Linked DNA regions of Mus musculus: region 2 is linked to region 1. The links are chromatin loops, found by intact Hi-C in ENCODE. Cell type or tissue: gastrocnemius. All regions are shown on one strand. Links, peaks and the distances in the headings refer to the core of each region. The heading gives the core; the rest is flanking DNA. Region 1 holds the start of Tlcd3b (TLC domain containing 3B). Region 2 overlaps Taok2 (TAO kinase 2).

What was found. Hi-C counts contacts between places; a loop is a spot of excess contacts. Peaks named below come from ENCODE experiments on the same cell type or tissue, not always from the same donor. Only the 100,000 strongest peaks of a DNase experiment are listed, where the experiment ranks them.
Region 2: a loop joins it to region 1, with 2.0 times the contacts of the local background. A loop is called at or near these places in 6 of 42 quality-filtered maps.

What each region holds. Positions count from the first base shown.
Region 1 is chr7:126,820,877-126,823,779 of GRCm38, forward strand. Tlcd3b (TLC domain containing 3B) reads left to right here and starts at 2,427. Exons shown (of 5, transcript NM_029978.1): 1 at 2,427-2,903. In gastrocnemius, for the core only: a CTCF peak has its summit at 1,131 (motif pointing right); DNase peaks (open chromatin) are centred at 1,146, 1,555, 2,032 and 2,644; H3K4me3 peaks cover 1,517 bases; H3K27ac peaks cover 2,100 bases.
Region 2 is chr7:126,879,229-126,882,131 of GRCm38, forward strand. It overlaps Taok2 (TAO kinase 2), which reads right to left. Exons shown (of 16, transcript NM_001163775.2): 2 at 1,269-1,435; 3 at 1,020-1,091; 4 at 824-925; 5 at 179-224; 6 at 1-59. The coding sequence starts at 1,400. Among named protein-coding and RNA genes, the nearest start is that of Taok2, 4.3 kb to the right of the region's middle. In gastrocnemius, for the core only: no CTCF peak of the experiment used is centred there; a DNase peak (open chromatin) is centred at 1,392; H3K4me3 peaks cover 1,565 bases; H3K27ac peaks cover 1,792 bases.

The sequences.
Region 1 (2,903 bases), core at 163-2,662:
CCGGCTAAGTGGTTGCTTTTTAACCGACAACTCAGACGAGAATTTAAGGAGATACTATCTTCTGCTGGCAACATCATACTGGGGAAAAAATGTATTTGTGGGAGAGGTTGGGCCCTCGGGCTGTTACTATAAAGGTGAACAATGCCGGGGTGGAGCTGGGACTGGGGTGTGCAGAAAGCAGTGCTTCAGGGTTGTTTTTGTTTTTGTTTTTCTTTCTTTTCAATGCTGGGTATGGAGCCCCGAGCCCCTGATGTGCTAGGTAGCTCCTGAGCCCTCAAAGGCAGAATTTACCGAGGAGACTCTGTAAATCCCCAGAAAAGAAAAACGAAAATCAAAAGCACAAACCCGAAACCTGTCTTGTTCTGCTGCAGCCTGTGCTATCCACAGTCAGCTCTGGATCCCCTGACCACGTCTGTGTTCACAGACACGTTCTGATCCATGTCACCGCCCCAGCTTAGAGCCTTGGTGCTTTTGTTCCTTGCTGTTTTGTTTTTGTGTGTGTTATTTTTTGTTTTGTTTTTTAGGTAGGGTCTCTCTCTGTAGCCCAGGTTACATCTTCTAACTTTTGAAAGGTTTTGTATTTTGTTTTATCCCGTTACTCTTAGTGAGCCTCCTGCCTCAGCCTTCTGAGTGCTGGAATTTCAGGCCTGTCCCTTCATCTAGTAGCTCAAGCTAGGCTAAGTGCATCTATTTTTTGACAGGGTCTCCTATGTATTCCTGACTAGCCTGGGATTTTTGCCGGGATTTTGCTGTATAGACCTGGTTGTCCTGGAAGCCCCAGGGCTCTGCCTCCTCTGTCTCCTGTGCACCCCAGGGCTCTGCCTCCTCTGCCTCCTGTCACCACTGTCTTTGGATTTTCCTGAAGTGAAGCAAACATAAGCTTGAAATCCTACTTTACTAATAATGAACATAGCTATGTTATCTTGACACTTTAATAAACCCTCTAAGCCTTGGTTTCTCCTTCCTCAACCCCTAGAAGACTTAAGAAGCATTGACATAAACCATGCTCAGTCTGTAGTAAGACCTGGGAAAGTGGACCTCTTCCCCTGTGGTTTCCAGGTCTACGAAGGTCTCTAATAGTAGCCCCAACTCCTGCGGGTGTCAAGACTTCCCTCAGCCACTCCCACAGACTGCCACTAGAGGGCAGCACAAAATAGCGAATTGGCCCCTTCCTCTAGGGCGCAGAGGGAGTAGGCTGTGGGCTGGAAAGGTCAGTTGTCAGTAGATAAGTAGGCTCATCTCAGGGTCAGTGAGAAACTCAAGCTACAGTGAGGTGTCAGTCCCCATGATATACAAGTCTGAAGGACAGATGGGTTTGGGAAAGGCCAGGCTCTAAGAGGCCATGTGAGAGTGAGCATTAGTAGTTGTGTGCTAGGCCTAAATTACCCTGGCCAAAGCACGGGGCTGCTCTTCCCCTTGGATTAAAGGAGGAAGTTGAGTCAGCCAGCCACCAGGCTCTTCTGTGTAAGCAGGACTGTTCTGAGGAGTGGCCGAGGACAGGGAACCAAGGCAACAAGGAAAAGGGGACTCCAGGAGGCCATTGGCCTGAGGGAGGGGCCCCGGCTTCCATAACTCCACTGGGTTTTCCAGGCAGCAAGCACCCTCTGCTCTTCAAGCCCACCTTCTAACCCTCTCTCCCAGGCGAGCACTTCCTCTGTCGCCCAAGCTGGCTACCAGGAGTGATCCTCCTGCTCCTGGAGTGCCACCAGGTCTACATGACTGCTTCCTGTCTCCCAGTGCCCTGGTGCTAGCCATCAAAGCCATGCTGGAGGGCTCTGACAGCCAGCCATCTCTTCCCACTTAGCTCTGTTCCTGTCACATCTTAACTTTCTGATCTTGGGGAACCTTGGCTCCCACCTCAGGGCTATCCCCTGACCTCTGAAGAGCATAGGAGCATAGATTTCCCCCTGGGCTGTCACAATAGTGAGCCACACTCCTGAGGGAGTGACTCGTTGTGGTGCGAGTCGGAGTGCAAGCGAGGTGACTGATGTAGTTTCCACTCCCTCTGACTGGAGAGGCGGACGGGCGGGGTGGAGGGGGCTGTGGGTCTGAAGGACACCGTGAAATGGCTTGTTCCTATCTGTGCCTTCAGGGAACACACCATCTACTCAGGCTGCTTTCTTCAGGAAATCTTCTTGGCTGGAGTGAGCACCCCTAAGCTGAGATCCCTGCAGGCCACTGAGGGACACCCATTTATGTTTATAAGCACCAGCAGAAGGAAATGCCAGACATTTTTAAAGTGCTGACAGGAAAGGCGGCTCAGTACTCCTGCTAGGTGGAGGTGTCCGGGGGGGGGGGGGGGTTTAAGAGAAGAGCCATCCTTTCCCTAAGCCCTTGTCCCCAGCAGCCCCCTGCACTGCAGCTCCTGTCTCTTTAAGGGCCTCCCCCTCCCTCTTTCCTTGTCCCCCCCCATCTCTGTCGCAGCCGCTGCTGTGGCTCAGAGCTGCATGGGAGACAACGCTGCTGCAGGTCCGGTTTCTTGGTGTCTGGTCGGTGCCATCATTTCCCTCCCCCTCTCCCACCCTCCCCAAGCTGGTGGCTTCCCCTCCCCCTCCCCCTCCTCACAGAGGGGGCAGGGGGCTGGGCACCAACTCTATAATGCCATGTGCGGTGTCTGCACAGGGCAGCGGGGCTCTAGCGGCAGCAGCAGGAGGAGGTGGTAGCCTGTGGTGGCGGGAGAGCGGTGTTGACTGGTGACCGCTTGCCCAGCTGCGCCTCCGCTCCGCTCCGCTCCGTCCTTTCCTCCCTCCCTTTTTTCAGGGCTGGCACCACCGTCCCCCACCCCGCCTCCTTGGGCCCTCCCAGCCTCTCCACGTAAGCCCCCCCCCCACCTGCCGCGGTTCTCCCTCCCCTCCCCCACTGCATCTTCCTCCTCCTGTCCCCTCTCCCTCTTGGTCCTCTCA
Region 2 (2,903 bases), core at 181-2,680, 58 kb after region 1:
CTGAAGAGCCCCATGGGTCACAGCTGCAATCTCTACCTCCTGCAGGGGTTTCTTGTGCACTGTAGAAGGAAACCAAATAACAAACTGAGGGACCACAGGGGGAATAAGATGGAATAAGCTACTTTCTCCTATGGCTTTCTTGTTTATCTTCCTTATGCCCATGTTCAGATTTACCTACCTTCTAGAAGATCAGAAGCTGAGCCCAGGCAATACTCCATCACCAGCTAAGGAAGGGTCAAGTGTTAGAGATCATCAGATTCTGGCCACCCAGCTCCCTTGAGCAAAACTCAAAACAGAACTTTATTGTTCATCTTCTACTGAGGCAATGCCAAAAGGGTGATAGAGAAGGGAAGCCAGAGAAAACAAGAGGTGCTGGGAGCATCTCTGGATTCAAGCCCCTGCCCCACCTCACCCCCAAAGATTCCAAGACACCTACCACTGCTCCCATCTGGGCCCCTTTTGATCCCCCTTAATCACCACCTTCTAAAGAGCATACTGTCTATGCAACTTGGTGTCAGCCTCTTCTGCACCTCTACACAGATGTTCATTTGTTTGTTTTTCTTTTTTAATATAGGATCTCACTGTGTAGTTTTGGCCCAGGTTGGCACAAAACTCACTAGGTAGTCCAGACTGGTCTTGAACTCACAGAGATCCACCTGTGTCTGCCTCCTCAGTGTTAGGATTAGAGGTGTGTGCCACCATGCCTGGCTTATTGGTTTTTCTGAGGACTAACATAGTCAGAAAGAGACTGCCTGTTTAAAACGCTGGACCAGGAAAAGATTGACCTGAGTAAAACTGTTACTGCAGTTGTGGGACAGCTCACCCAAGCTGTGTGCTCCCTCAGGTAACAGCCCCGGTACTGAATGGTATTAGGATGCCGTAGCTTCTGTAAGAACCGCACTTCCTTGATGATATCCTGCCATTTCTAGAAGGTCAAGAGAAGAAGGGGTTACCCAGGCTGCACGTTGAGACTAGGGCCCTCTGCCCTCCACAACCTGATGTTAATCAACCTGACTCACCTCATTTGATTGCTTCCCACTATAGGACATCTTCTTGATGGCCACCACCTCACTGTTCCGGACATCCCGGGCCTAGAGGACCAGATTGGAGGATGGAAAAGACCACCTTGGGCATGGGGTGAAAGAGGACCCGCTGAGCTATTAGAAGAGGGTGGGAAGGATTATTTTGGTGGAGTGGTGCAGAGGCCTGGAGACCCACAGGTTGAAAGAGACTGAGCCCTGCTTTACCCTTTTCAAGACCCAACTCACAAAGTACACTGCTCCAAAGCTGCCATGGCCGATCTCCCGGAGGTCAGAGAAGAGCTTCTCAGGGTCATCCTTGAAGAAGAGCTCAGCCACATCAGGGTCCTTCAGGCTCCCGGCCCGGCCCCCAGCTGGCATGATGGCCCCAGGGGGCCCTGAGATTGGGATCTTGCCTGGAAAAAGGACATAGGACCCTTAGAGCTAAGATAGGGCCCAGAGGGAGAGAGAGGTCCTCCCTCAGGTTTCTACCTCCTCCTCCCCTCATTTACTGATGAGGGGGAGGTACTGCTGAGGAAAGGTAGGTAGGGGGGCTGTTAATAACAACATCAAAGCTAAAAAAAAAAAAAGTTGCCCTGGCAACCAGATGGGGGTGATGGTAGTGGGGATGGCTGGTGGTCTCTGGAATCCCTAAAATTGCCACAAAGACAATTCTGGGAAGCCAAGCATCCCCTAATCAGCCCTCACTAATTTCTCAGCTCCCTATACACTGCCATTTCCCTCAAGCATAAAGATTTGTGTCTCAGCCAGAGCTTCAAATCCCAACATGTCCTGCCCCACAAGTTCTCATAGTCCAGTGATTTCCAGGGACCTTCCTGTACCCCTTGGTGCTGAGGCTACCTCCTCCTTCAAGCTCTCAAACACTGGATGAGAACAGGAAACAGGCCGGATGTGGTGGAAATCCGGCCATTGTTACAAGTTGGTACTGGCCTGAAGGGACCAAGGAGACTCATTTTCAAAAAACGTAGGGACCCTGTGGCAGGGAGAACATCCAGACTAGGAACAGTAGGGACTGGCACCTGACATTGGGGACCGCTGTGTTCTGGGCTGCCTCTCTTGTCCAGTCCAACTGCATAAGCAGCATACATGGGAATAGGATGTTGTGGGTCACAAATAACATTCTCTGAGCATGGGTGTTAAGCATCTCGGCAAGCATCACCTCTCAGCGGGCTCCACAACCTCATGGATAAACACTATGGTCACATGCATCCCTTACAGACACGAAAACAGGTTCTGAAAAGGCAAATGATTTGCTACCACCAGGCATCCAGAACAATTATATGAAACTAGCAAGGTCTGATCAAGATCACCATTTTCCAGAGTTACTGAGGTAGAGAGAAGAAAAAGGCCTTTCCCAAGGTCACAGAACAGGACCTTTCCCTTTCAGGTTCAGGACAGAATTCTGTTAGGAGGCAACTAAGCCCAGCCTCCCTGTTTTAGGAGAACCTCCCAGATCATTCCAGCCCTTGAGGGGTGGGCGTTCCAAAGCAAACTCAAAAACAAACTCCAAAGCAAAGTTGCCACAGGGTACCAGGACCAGAACGCACACTCTAGGATAGGCTTTTTAAAGGACTAATGGGAATTTTGGACACAAAGCCCTCAGCAGAGTTGGACTCCTGAGGCAGAGTTCTAGCTACTTAAAAGTACCTAACAATTTCAGCATATAATTATATTCTGTGGCACATTGTTTCCTGTCCATGCTGTTAATTTTGTCTCCTTAGCTCAACTGGAAGCTGGCGGGTGGAAAAGGAGCTAGACTCTTTGTAGGCCCTTAGGGTGGGAAAGGCTCACAACTGACGGACTGGCTGCTCTCAGCTGCTTAGTCTGCTCAAGGCAGGCCCTCTTCTCTTGGAGCATAGTGGC